4 separate regions of the Homo sapiens genome follow, and regions 1, 2 and 4 are each linked to region 3. The links are chromatin contacts, found by Hi-C or POLR2A ChIA-PET in ENCODE. All regions are on one chromosome and are shown on one strand. Each heading gives the region's core, a stretch centred on a gene start or an enhancer-like site at or near the end of the contact. The rest is flanking DNA. Distances are from core to core; before and after follow the strand shown. Region 1 has its middle 24 kb from the start of GPR15. Region 2 holds the start of USF3 (upstream transcription factor family member 3). Region 3 holds the start of LINC01215 (long intergenic non-protein coding RNA 1215). Region 4 holds the start of SENP7 (SUMO specific peptidase 7).

Evidence for each region. A loop is a pair of places that touch in the nucleus more often than their neighbours do. ChIA-PET counts read pairs that join two places held with the same protein, here RNA polymerase II (POLR2A). Pooled maps may share reads with other maps.
Region 1: a map with no recorded cell type shows a loop between it and region 3 (19-fold over the local background). The contact joins the enhancer-like site here to the promoter of LINC01215 in region 3. A Hi-C loop is called at or near these places in 4 of 37 single-sample maps with no recorded cell type and 2 of 50 pooled maps.
Region 2: a loop to region 3 is called in a pooled map, with 10 times the contacts of the local background. The contact joins the promoter of USF3 here to the promoter of LINC01215 in region 3. A Hi-C loop is called at or near these places in 2 of 50 pooled maps. POLR2A ChIA-PET finds 5 or more read pairs at or near these places in 2 of 52 experiments (B cell and T-cell).
Region 4: a loop to region 3 is called in a pooled map, with 6 times the contacts of the local background. The contact joins the promoter of SENP7 here to the promoter of LINC01215 in region 3. A Hi-C loop is called at or near these places in 1 of 37 single-sample maps with no recorded cell type and 5 of 50 pooled maps. POLR2A ChIA-PET finds 5 or more read pairs at or near these places in 1 of 52 experiments (B cell).

The regions. Positions count from the first base shown.
Region 1 is chr3:98,554,743-98,557,939 of GRCh38, forward strand. No RefSeq gene overlaps it. Among named protein-coding and RNA genes, the nearest start is that of GPR15, 24 kb to the left of the region's middle. RefSeq lists enhancers at 1,041-2,240, 1,292-1,611, 1,742-1,821. Within about 2 kb of position 1,614, at least 6 of the 41 ENCODE cell types and tissues checked have a DNase peak (open chromatin) inside an H3K27ac peak, as active enhancers do.
Region 2 is chr3:113,694,715-113,698,329 of GRCh38, forward strand. USF3 (upstream transcription factor family member 3) reads right to left here and starts at 1,928. Exons shown (of 7, transcript NM_001009899.4): 1 at 1,656-1,928. RefSeq lists silencers at 1,259-1,648, 1,669-2,138.
Region 3 is chr3:108,123,814-108,126,988 of GRCh38, forward strand. LINC01215 (long intergenic non-protein coding RNA 1215) reads left to right here and starts at 1,251. Exons shown (of 2, transcript NR_110030.1): 1 at 1,251-1,329. RefSeq lists enhancers at 434-693, 488-988, 774-823, 894-1,033, 1,314-1,363 and 2 more.
Region 4 is chr3:101,511,111-101,514,506 of GRCh38, forward strand. It overlaps SENP7 (SUMO specific peptidase 7), which reads right to left and starts at 2,102. Exons shown (of 24, transcript NM_020654.5): 1 at 1,981-2,102. The coding sequence starts at 2,020.

The sequences.
Region 1 (3,197 bases), core at 364-2,863, 9.6 Mb before region 3:
GCATTGTATATAGGCTCATCCTAGACTTTAAAAATTGTCTGGAGAGTAACCACCAGGTCGCCATACATAATATCCCTGGATTGGTCTAAAACAGGTAGGATTTGGGTGGATGAATTGTAAATCTGATCCAGTTTGGCATTTCTTATGATCTAATAACAATTCATTGTGTATATTGATTTAAGAAAATATAGAAACATAATACTACCTAATGCAAACTCTTTGATCTGAGTGATAAAGAATTTGTATAAATAGACAAAAATAAACACCCAGACTGAAGTCCTACCTGTTCACTTGATTAAAACTGTATCTCTTTAAAAGATGGATACTTTGGCCAAATAGTTGGCTTTTTCTGTTCTACGTTCTGAGCTACACCAGTTTCTCCAACATCAAAGTTTCCTTTTCCACCACCTTAATTCGCCATCCTGCTGTCCAAAGCTCATAACTTCAGAGCTTCACTTTGTCCCCAGACTTATACACTGAATTCCAGTGAACCAGAAAGAATGCTCATGGAATACAATTAGTGACTAAACAATTCCAAAACGCTATTGGTTTGCTTTCTTTCTAGACGATGTACTTAGAAGAACAATAATAAAATTTCAAAGGGACCAAAATCTTTCTTTCTACTCCTCTCACATGAATCACCACCTCCTTTGCAAACAAGTGATTATTTACAAAGCTTGTTAAAAAAGTAGTTTAGGCTTGCATTTCATTTAGAATTGCTCTATTGCTCCATATTTTGTTTTCCCCTATGATTTAAGAATAGTTTTATTGTACATATCTTTACAAATATTTAAATCAAAGAGAATTACTGTAGTTTAAAAAATAGAAAAACGGGGCCAGGCGTGGTGACTCACGCCTGTAATCCCAGCACTTTGGGAGGCTGAAGCGGGCGGATCACCTAAGGTCGAGAGTTTGAGATCAGCCTGACAAACATGGAGAAACCCCGTCTCTACTAAAAATACAAAATTAGCAGGGCATGGCGGCACATGCCTGTAACCCCAGCTACTCGGGAGGCTGAGGCAGGGGAATCGCTTGAACCCAGGAGGCGGAGGTTGCGGTGAGCCGAGATGGCGCCATTGCACTCCAGCCTGGGCAACAAAAGCGAAACTCCGTCTGAAAAAAAAAAAAAGAAAGAAAAAGAAAAAGAAAAACAACAGAGGAAAAAACACGGCATGGGTTATGAAAACAGTTATCGAAACAAAAGATTATCTCAGGTGAAAAAAGGAAATTGACAGCGCTACGTAAGCAAAAAGATCTCAGATTGTACTTGTTGACCAGGAGGTAACTGGTAATTAGGAAAGTAAACATTTCTGCCCTCATCTACTATGCAAAACTACATTGTCTTTTCATAAAATTTTGCAGAATCTTACCTTAAAGGGGAAGATCACAGGTTACTACATCACTGCTTTTTTATTCAAACTAAAAATCATACTTCAGTGTTTTTAAAAAGTTAAATGAAATCCAGAACGCCAAATAAAAGGCCAATAGAGAAAAAGAGAAGGAAGCCAGATGCATGCCTGTATTTCTGGAAGGAGAGTTTCTCAAAGGCTTTTTTTTGAAACCTCCTTAGCTAGAGCTAAGGTTTGAGGTTAGCTGAGCATCGCGTGCCATTCTTGAAGGGTCCTAGGCACTGACTCATTTGCTTTATCATTTCTCATGAAAGCAAGAGGTGGCAGCCATCACCAGAGAGCAAAGGGGTGACTTGGTGACTGATCTCATTACTGAACTAAGGAGAGCACTCTCACGCAAAGTTCAGAACCTCCCCACACCCAGAGAAACTCTGCCAGTTCATAGAAAAGAAGTTATTTCCACCCAAGAAGACAAGTGGCAACTGGAAACAGATGTGAAGAAAACAAGAATAAACACCTTTTTCAGAAATATAACAACTGTAACAAATAATCAGTTTTTCCAGTTCCCACCTGTACACCATGCTCTCAACTATATACTGCAAGTTAAAACAGAATTGATCATGGTTCTGTATTTTTAAATTCTCTCGCTTTCTAAATACATCACTTCACTTTTAACAGTCCAAAGAGCTCTTTATAATTTACTTCCTCTAAGGTAAATTTAGGTGCAATTTTAATAGACTGGTAGGGGCAAATGCCTCATTCCCACCCAAAGGGTTGAGGAATGAGTGATGGACACGGTGAGCTAGGAGAAGTAGAAAGTGATCAGTGCCCTGTGGGAAATAATGGGAATGTCACAGGTTTCTTCTTTTCTGGGTCACTGGGGCATGCCTTTTGATTGAGCATAACACAGATTAATGTCATTGCCTGTGGATTTTGGAAGGAAATTGCAACAACTTTGGTTGATCACTTACTGGAGTAGAGACGGGGAGAGACAGATACTTTTCTACTTTACATGCATTTCTATTTCAATCCTTTAAGCAACCAGGAGAGTAAATATTTTTATTCCAATTTTAGGATGAGAAAGTGGACACATGGAGTTAATAGAAAAGGAGAGTAAAAATGATGGAATACAGGCAGACTGGCCCCATTGTCAAACCGTAGTCTGAATGTTTCAAAAGCACATCTGCCTTTTTTGTGACCAATAACCAGCATTTTTGTATAACTACAATTAGTGAAGCATGTCCTCATATATTATCTCAATTTATCCTCATTAAAGCACAGATAGAATGTGCTATTCTTAAGCTTGTTACTCAGGTGAGAAAAACGAGTTTCAGGGAATTCTCAAGATCACTCATCCAGGAAGTGATAGAGCCACCACCAGAACCCAAATCTTGTGCCTTCAAATCAAATCCTCTCCTCTTTCAGTTTTGCCTCTCACCTCTCATCTCCACTCCCATCCTCTTATGATTCATGGGAAGGTTGTGAGCTGCCGTAGACTCTCACACCCACTTGCAAGCTGAACTGGAGCTTTAGCCTGTCAGCTACACAGCTTCCTTGTAGCACTTGAATTTTTCATCAGTTATTTGCACCTTAATATGACAAAGGATATGAGATGAGGTTTTTTTGTGACACATTGTAATAACCCAAAGTTGTTAGTTTACATTAGGGCTCACTCCTGGTGTTGTATATTCTATGGATTGGGACAAATGCGTAATGACATACATCCACCATTACAGTATCATACAGAGTAGTTTCACTGCCCTAAAAATCCTTTGTGTGCCACCTATTAATCCCCCCTACTCCCCACAACCACTCATTTTTTTACTCTGAGATGAGTTTTTAACGGTA
Region 2 (3,615 bases), core at 678-3,177, 5.6 Mb after region 3:
TATCACACACAAACATCTCATAATGTTTTAAAAAGTTTACAAATTTGAGGCCGGGCGCAGCGGCTCATGCCTGTAATCCCAGCACTTTCGGAAACAGAGGCAGGCGGATCACCTGAGGTCAGGAGTGCAAGACCAGCCTGGCCAACATGGAGAAACCCTGTCTCTACTTAAAGAAATAAAAATTAGCTGGGCTGGTGGCATGCACCTGTAATCCCAGCTACTCAGGAGGCTGATGCAGGAGAATTGCTTGAACCCAGGAGGCGGAGGTTGCAGTGAACTGAGATAACACCACTGCATTCCAGCCTGGGCGACAGAGTGAGACTCTGTCTCAAAAAAAATAAAAGAAAGTTTACGAACTTGTCTTCTTGTCTTGGGCCGCATTAAAAGCCGTCCTTGGACGGGGGTTGGAAAAGCTTGGCTTAGGCTAAAGCAAAACTGCTTTAGGATTAAGCATTCATTCTTGCATGGATACATTACACTACTTCTGCTTTCAGAAGTGCAATTACAATGTATTTTACTTCTTTTGTAACAAATACTTTGAGTACTTAAAGAGAAACAACACATGTATCCCAAACAGCAACTCTGTACTATGTTAAACAAGAGTTCTATGGGAGAGAAAAAAGTCATCAAGGTGAATGGAGAGTAGGACAGCCTGTTGATCCTTCAAAAGGCAGGTTTGTCTGTTTGGTTTTCTTTACAAAAGAGCAAACCTGGGAATATGTTTCAGGATCCATGTAACTCACCGTAAGATTTATTCAAGAAATCTGTACGTTGTTTATAGGTAAGGAAATGTCTTCTTTGCCTACACAGTTGGCCACGACTGTCTTGATCTGTGTGGTGTTAGGTTACTGTATCTACTTGATGGTAAAAATGTTACAAGAACGGAAGTTGAAATTCTGCACTTTGGTTTATGCAGTCTCATATTTCCAGATAAAGTTAATAAACGCAAAGGACCATATCCCAATGTAACGAGGAGGGTTGGGAGGACAAGCTTCAAGAACGAGTGGGGTGAATTCAACTATCAAAATTGTAAACATGAACAAGAGTCCAGGAATCTTATATTTCATCCGGATACATGAAAGTAGATTTCAAGAGTTGGTCATTCACTTGCACTGCTTCTACTCAGAAAGCAAAAGAACGGCTTCTAAAAAGAAAACACAAGCCTAACACTTCGACAGAGGGGTGAGAGGGAAAAAGCAAGCCACATGAGTCTGACGAACGGGTACGAAAGAAATTCAGAGGGCAAGGAAAGAAGGGGAATGAAGAAGACAGGAAAAGGTGAAGGAGGCGGGCAAAGGCCATCTGGTGTGAACCTGGCTGCCCAGCTCTTTATGCACCCAGGGCAGCGTGGGGCCCCTCTCGCCCCGCGCGCATCTAGGAGCTGGGGCGCAGTGCGAGCCCCCCACGGGCCTGGCAGCCGGGGACGCAGGGCGGGCGGGAGATGAGGGGTGCGCTCGCCGCGGGCGCTGACGCCCCACCAGGTGCCGCACGCAAGGGTCCCCAGGAAGGAGGCGCACTTAGCGCAGCCCTGGCCTCCCGGAGCAGGAAGGGGGTGGGTGGAGCTGAGCCCGGGGCCGCCCTCCGGAGCCGCCCCCGCAGCCCTGGCCCCCGCCCCCCGCCCCGGCTGTCAGCGGCCCCCTCCCGCAGTCACTTACCCGCCGGCTGCGCGGTCTCGGCCGCGGTGGCGGCGGCGACGGCGGCGACCCCCGCCTGGGTCATGATCCCAGGAGGGGAAGGCAGGAGTGTCTGACCGTCTGGGCGAATCTCTCCGTCCGCGGCCACCGCCTGCTCCTCCGGGGCTGGGGGAGCGCGGGCCCAGGCCCTCCTCTCCCCCCGCCCCCGCCGCCTCTTTTTGCGGCCACCGCAGCCGCTGCGAGCCCGAGCCCTCAAGGCCGGAGACCCGGCGGCAGCGCGGCCTCAACTTTCCCAGCCCCCCTCCCCCCGCCCCTCCCCGCCCCTCCCGCGGCCGCAGCTCAGCAAGCGAACAGCCTACCCTGGGCGCGCCGCGTTCCCGCCTCTTTCACTCAACCCGCCAATCAGGCTGCGGGAACGCTGCCGTGGTAGCCAATAAGAAGACAGAATGCCGTTGCACTACGCTAGAGGGCGGGAGGAGGCGGAGAGGAAACCAAGGAGTGAACGGGGATCGGGCGGCCCAATGAGGAGGGCCGGGGGGCGGAGGTGTGCAAGTTGGGTTGAAGAAACAGGAAATATTCTTAAAGGTAGAGTGACGGACAGGAAGGAAAGCCAGTAGGTGAATGGGAAAGAGGTGGGCCTGGTTCCTTAAAGGGGACGCCTTGAGAACCTAGAAAAGAAGGTGTTTTAAGAAACTTCTTTGTATCTTCTTCTGTGGTCTCTTTTCTTCGTCTTTCGGTAGGAGTTTGGAAGTGGAAAAATTGAAAAGGAAGAGGGCACGGAAGTCTTTCGGAATAGTTAGCCCCTCTTAACGTGGAGGGCAGGAAGGTGAGAAGATACGTCTTAGTAAATGTGGAGAAGAAAGAATCAGACGTTTCCGACTTCTCGATAACTGGAAGATTGTTGCTGACTTGACGCTGCTCGCATTCGTAGGCTGTGGTCTCTTGTCATCCTTTATTTGCAACAACACACAGATTTCTGTGAATTGGAGATGGCCATGTTCAGAAATGCCCTGGGGGCCTCCCAGCTGGGACAAGGGAGTTTGGCATTGGGGGATGGGGTTTGAGATCTCAAGCCTGGGTTACTAAATACCTGGATCTAGGAGAGGTAGGGCCAGGGGTCACGAAATGGAGACCTGAGTGCCCCTTAACTCCAGGATCTGTGTGGAGCCCTTGGAACCGTGATCACAACTCCCTCTTCCTAGTTTCGCTTCATATTTTATAACCTCCTGCTGAAACAGGTGTCCTCCACCTAGTTGCGGTTATAGATTTCCAAGCCCTTCCACAACCAGATTTGGAAATATCCCAGATCTTAGATGTCCGTGGGCTAACTTCCAGAAGGTGCACACAGGGCATGGCATAATGGGAATTACTTGAGCCTGTATACAGAAGCAGCAGACATCGCATTGAGCAAAAGGGTAAAGGCTAACAGTAACGGAGTCTTATGTTTGTACAGCAGATTGAAAAGCTATGATGAAACGGAAGGCCTGTAATGTTGCTTATAAACTGTGGTACTAATAAACAGGCTAGAAATTTTCTTTAACTCATCCATCTAGGCACACGAAGTTCTAATTAGCCTTTGAACAGACTTGGCACATCCAAATCAAAACTGCAGATAAGAAAGATTCTACGAGTCAGAGCCATAATAGCAATGCTAATAACATCACCATAAAATTGTATAGTATTGGTATGCTCAGCCATAGGAAACAATTTCCAGTGTGTTCAGAATACAAGGTATTTCTCGTTAACAAATATCATATCCAGGGTGTGCATGATTTCCTAAACAACTGCAATGCATCAATTCTAAAGTAAAAACAAATAGTTTTGATGATTCATGAAACAGAATTTAACCATTCCTTTAGATCACCTTTAAAAAATACACATTAATATATTTCTGGCACGATATAGACGTAGAAAAGAAGAACAATTTCCGTTTGATAAAGATCAGAATATTAGCTTTTTAAATTAATCCTTATTACCTAAG
Region 3 (3,175 bases), core at 1-2,500:
ACACATTTAAAAAGGCACAATTAGAAGAATACCGCAAAAATAAAAAGAAAAATTCAGTTTGATCTGAGGGGGAAAAGAAAAAGCTGTTTTCATGAAAAACAGATTTTGAAGTACTTTTGTCATCAGCTTCCTTTCAATTCTTCTGGTTAATTTCATGAAGGCTGTGCGACCTTTCAACTTCCAAATGTTTGCAGGAGGGAAGGGTGGTAACGTGTGAGTGGAAAAACAATTAATTTTCAAGGTATGGGATTTTATAGTAGAGACTTCCTTAGCAGGATGGACCGTGACAGGGTGTTAGTGATGGAGACCTTAGGAGGAGAGGGCAGAAGATATGGGTTTGAGGTCCTGATGTACTCTGCCTGCTGTGTGATCTTGGACAAGTTCCGACCCCTCTCAGGGGTTCAACATCTTCCTACCTACATGAAGTGATGGGATCAAACACCTCTGTGGCCCTCTCTAGTCTATATGTTTGCATTTCTAACTGTAGAGCATGATAAAAAAATAAATCAGAAGTCAGTGATCTTTAGGTTACTAGTCAGGATGAAACTCAAAAGATCTATTTTTAAAATTATGAGTATTGGGTGTGGTGAAAATATTCATATTTGGGGTCAGAGAGTTTTTCTAATAGAATCAATTCTAGAGCATTCAGACTTGCTCTCACCCCAAAGAGGAAGTGAATGAAAGCTCTTCTTTCTCCTCTGCTGCTTTCTTTGTCCATGGGAGTATGCAAATTTTTCTGGCAACACAGAAGACTGAACACAGGAAGCCTGAACCCCGTGAAGCCATAAGGCTTAGCATGGGTGTGGAGGGTGATCAACCCCTCATCTGTCATTCAGAACTCCATGCTGCAACACAGAGGGGAAAAAAAACCTTCTGCTCCCTGTTTCAACCTCAAGGGCAGAGAACACAGGCCGAGTTGCTGTTCTTGTCTCACAATCTGGAGGCCAGAAGTCTGAAATCAAGGTGTCGGCAGGATTGGCTCCTTCTGGGAGCTGCGAGGGAAGTATCTGTTCCAGGCCTCTCTCCTTGGCTTACAGATGGCTGTTGATATGGTTTGGCTGTGTCCTCACCCAAACCCCATCTTGAATTGTAGTTCCCATAATCTCCACGTGTCATGGAAGGGACCCGGGGGAGGTAATTGAATCATGGGGGCAGTTACCTTCACGCTGTTCTCGTGAAAGTGAGTGAGTTCTCAGGAGATCTGATAAGGGGACTTTCCTCATTTTACTCACTCAGTTCTCTTCCTGCCACCACTTGAAGAAGGACGTGTTTGCTTCCCCTTCTGCCGTGATTCTAAGTTTCCTGAGGCCTCCCCAGCCATGCTGAACTGTGAGTTAATTAAACCTCTTGCCTTTATAAATTACCCAGTCTTGGGTATGTCCTTATAGCAGCATGAGAATGGAAATACAGCCATCTTCTCCATGTGTCTCTTTACATTGTCTTCCCTCTGTAAGCGTTCGTTTCTGTTATAAGACACTAGTCTTATTGGATTAGAGACTGTAATGACCTCATTTAAATTTGATTACCTCAGTAAACACACTATCTCCAAATAAGGTCACATTCTGAAATATTCAGGGTTAGGACTCCAGTAATATCTTTTTGTGGGGAGACACACTTCAATCCATAACATACTATAAGAGAAGGGAGCGCTTACCACTGTCCATTACCTGGAACCAGTTCAGACAACCATCATCTTTCTACATGCGATGGAGAAAACAGTTCACCTGGGCATTTTTGCTATGACAGGAGGAAACGTCAATATCAAACCATTGGAGAAGGTAGCTGAGTCATTCATTTGTGGCAGCAACCATCTTTCCTTCCCGCACCCCCTGGCTAGGCTGCTCCATGTTGGGAGGTGGTGTGTTCAGTACAGCCACAGTGAGCTAAGTGAGGGCTTCAGCTGCAGGCTGGAGTGACCCAGGGAGGAACTGCCGCCTATCAAAAGGAAACACCTGCCACAGAAGGTTCACTGAAGCCTGAGAAAATAAACGTCAAGAGCTCTGGGCTGTGCCACCACCAGTCTCCACCACTATTCTGAGGCAGAATGCACCTATTGGCTCACAATGCTGTGAAAGAAAACAAGAAAGTCGTGATGGTGAGCGCTGCCCTGCAGAGATAATGAGCCACTAGAGTAGTTCTGAGGCAGGAGCCAGAGGAGCTGTGACACAGAGGCAGTCAGGGAGTGGGACTGGGGTCACAGGAGGGGCTGGACCCAGTGGTCTAGTGCCTCATCTCATTCCAGATATGTGACCTAAGATCTGCATGTGTGTGCCTGTGCATGTGTGTGCCTATGTGTATGTGGATATGTGGCAACATATATGTGCATGCATGTAAGTGAGTACACATGCATGTGCATGTGGTGGGGTGTGGGTGACTGGATAGAGGGAGCATGGGGAAAGGGAGGGAAAAGAGGGTTAAAACCGTGACAGGATAATAAGCATCTGAAATACTTAACTACAACAAAATGTTCTGAGGCTTTGTACAGCCTTATTTTCCAAACTGCAGGTTGTGGCTCAGCAGTCAGCTGGGAAATCAATTTACCCATGCAGAGATTCTTAACCTGGGTCTGTGGACACTGCCCTTTCCCCACAAGAGGCCCAAGGATAGAATTGTATTTCAATATCATTGATTTCCTTTGTAAGCCTAAGAGTTTTGCTTTATGCATTTAAAAACACTACAAGAAAGGATCCATAGGCTTCATCACATGGGGTAGAAATGGCACGTGCACACATGCATACACACACACACATACACACAAACAGATACACACACACACACAAACACATATACACACACACACAAGGTTAAAAATCTCTAGGTCAAAACCAGCATTTTAAAAAGTTATTAAGATAACTAGATTATAAAGAAATTAAAAAATTTGAGCTATGCATGTAATGAGGGTACTGTTTTGTGAAACTGGTTTTAGATATACAAATACTTGTGTATATAAAATATACATATGTATATGTGTGTACATATTTATGCACACACATTTATTTATTTGTTTATTTTGTGATGGAGTCTCGTTCTGTCACCCAGGCTGGAGTGCAGTGGCATGATCTCAGCTCACTGCAACCTGTCTCCCGGGTTCAAGCAATTCTCCTGCCTCAGCCTCCTAAGTAGCTGGAACTACAGGCATGCCACCATACCCAGCTAATTTTTGTATTTTTAGTAG
Region 4 (3,396 bases), core at 852-3,351, 6.6 Mb before region 3:
TTACTTTTCAGAAAGGACAGCTCCAAAAGAGAGATCACGAGAAAAAGAAAACGCTCTCTAGAGATATAACTAACGTAAATATCAATGTCTTTTAAGGATTAACAGCTTTATTATCAAAATCCACTTCCCACAACTACTTACATCAAGTTACTGTGACAAATAAATAAATCTAAGTGTAATCAGGTAAAAAGGAACGTGACTTGTTGAATTACAAGGCAAATATCTTACCTTCCCTCCTCAAAAATGTATTAAACCTAGATGAAATGCATTTATTTAAAAAAGGTTGTGCATCTCAAAGGAAGATATGATCACACCTAAAGTTCTGTGTTAGGAAGCCCGCAAATGACACCAGCTAAGCATTGTGCGTTTTCCTAATGTGTCCATTTTACTTAGAGGTTTGGTGGGGGGTGGAGACTATTAAAACACTCATCAGTTGGAGGCATATACCTACATGTATGTATAAATATACATATATATCATTTATACATGTGCTTTCAAAGGAAAAAACTATTATCTCCAGAATATACACCAAGAACATCGATAACATTGGTTGCATATGAAAAGGGATTTCAGGTTTTCAACTGCTTCAAGCAGTGTCCCCAGAGATCCATAATCACTCTCCTTTGCAATTAAGGCTGAAAGCAGTTTGAGATGCACTGCCACAGGGCACTCCTAAATAAATTTGGAATTGGTTTTTTTTGTTTTTTTTTTGTTGTTGTTGTTGTTTGATACAGAGTCTCGCTCTGTTGCCCAGGCTGGAGTGCAGTGGTGCGATCTCGGCTCACTGCAAGCTCCGCCTCCCGGGTTCACGCCATTCTCCTGCCTCAGCCTCCTGAGTAGCTGGGACTACAGGCGCCCGCCACCACGCCCGGCTAATTTTTTGCATTTTTTAGTAGAGACGGGGTTTCACAATGTTAGCCAGGATGGTCTCGATCTCCTGACTTTGTGATCCGACCGCCTCGGCCTCCCAAGGTGTTGGCATTACAGGCGTGAGCCACCGCGCCCGGCCAATAAATCTGTAATTGTTAACTGTCTCTGCAGAAACCAACGGTACCATCAGAAACAGAAAAATGAAATGAAATAATTGATTCATTGGGCGTTCGTTTGTGTACTGGACTGTAAGCATATGAGTCCTCGTCCTCTCCTCCTACCATCCATAGGACTTAACACAAGGACTTGAGGACCCCCTAATGGATGAAATGTTTGATAAAAACTTCTCAACTGGGAGGAGCTCTACCTCACGTTTTTATAACTCCACTTTCTTGTTTCCAAGACGTTGTACACAAAACTGAAGATAGTCATTTAAAACAAAGTAACGTCCAAAACAAAAAATATGCTGAAAATAAAAACACAACGAAAGCACGGCTTCAAATCCTTTGTTTGACTTTCCAATCACTTTTGGAAGACGCAGGGTAGGCTGGAAAAGAAAAAGGCTATTAGGCGGGCCTGTTCAGCAGAACGAGACCCGGAGAGGCATTGTATCAAAGAAAAGGAGTCTCCGGTCGCAAGCCCCACCTTTCCTCCCCAGCAGCAGCTACCTGCTGAGGGAAAGAGGAGGGAGAGGGGAAGGGACGCAAAGTCGAGAATCAAAGGAAGAGAGGAAAGTGGGGTCAGGCGCTGAGAAGCCGAAATGAAATTGGAACATTGGTGGAATTACGAGGAAGGCGTGGCAGAGAGTGACAAGCCAACCGGGAAGATCCATGGGCCGATGAGACGCAAGGAGGGTGTTCGCGGGAGGAGGGAAAAAATAAAAGGGGTTTTGAGGTGAAGAGCGCCCGAGGCTTCGATGACAGCTCGGACCGGGTCTTCGACTCCAGGGGCGGGGGCGACCCGGGAGCCTTCCATTGTGCGCGCCCCTTCCTCTCCCCGCCCCCGCCCTCGCCCCCGCGGCTTCGGGCCGCAACCCCAGCTGCCGCCTGCGCCTCCCGTTTCCCCCGGGTAGGAGACAATATGTTCAGCCCTTCTCTGACCCTTTCTCACCGGATGAAGATGGCCGTCGCCCGAGCTTTCTCTTGTCCATCTTCTCCCGCTGCTGAAATTTCAGTTGCAGGCGCTGTCACCTCAGGACCCCTCCGGCTTGGAGAGGGAGGGGGAGGGGAAAGGAAAAAAAAAAAAAAAAAAAAAAAAAAAAAAAAGCCCGCAAAGTGCGAAGCGCGCTTGCGCAAGAGCCGTCGCCTGCCCTTCGACCGGAAATCAGCCGCCCCTCCCACCTTCGACCGGAAATCACTTCCTGGGACTTTTCACTGTGGGCTGCCTCTTCCAGCGTTTTTTTGGTGGCGTTTATTTCATGATCTGAGCCCCTCTGGGGAGGTGAACCACCTGGGTGCTCGATTTTAGCTTTGTTGACTTTGAAGATTAGATTGACAAAAATTAAAAGGGAAAAACAGGAACTCCTCCGGTTCACTGGATCTCGCGAGGTGGCCAAACAACTATGAAAACAAAACGTTAGCGTTTGCAGTATTACATCCCTCACAGCCTCTCTTACATATTTGCCCCCAACGCCTTTCCTCGAACTCAGAAACCAAAAGATTTTAAGATGGCAAAATCACCTAATAATAGCCTAGCTATTAGTTTAGCATTTGCTGTGGAAATATGTCAGCAGACGAGGAAAAATGTCTTAGGATTCCTTTTTAAAATTCGAACTTGTGATTTTTAAAGTTCCTTAAAAGAAAAGCTAGAACTTAATTTTTCAATAACTGAAATGCTGATATGACAGAAAGTGGGTGGCTATAAACTTGGAATTTGTTCAATTAACATTTACCACGATACTTAAGGGACTAATCCAGTCCTCAATGAACTCAAGGTCTGGTACTATTAGCCTGATTATCCCTAATGGTGCATATCTGAATAATTTTTAAATGCACGTGTAAGCTTTCATGACGATTTAATCACAAGTTTAACAAAATTCAGCACAGTGCTCTAAGCAGGGAAAATGTTTCTGGCATGTTCAAAGCCCGAAGGGACTCTGGAAGTAGGGTTTGATTCCCAAGCTGGCCCCTTTATACCCCTAACGCCTATCCCTCCAACCCCCATCTCCCATCCTAACGGAGTCAATAAAGGGATCGGCCCAACTCGTCCACTAGAGCAGTCCCCTTCATCGTGAGTTAAGCCTTCTTAATTATAATGTGGTCAGTCCCCAGGTAGAGGTAAGGCCCCAGGTGTTGTGGGGTGTTGGGCCTGGGGAAGTGTTCTACATGGCAGGAATGACTGCAAAGCAGAAATACTTTAAGTCTTGCTGGGATTGAAGTTTACTGTAAGGATTTCGTTTTATTTGGTTAATTTCTGTTTAACAAAAACATTGCTTTCTGAAAAATAATTGAATTTTCAGTTTCCTCACAAATTAACTTTTTTTTTTTTTTGAGACGGAGTCTCGCTCTGTCGCCCAGGCTGGAGTGC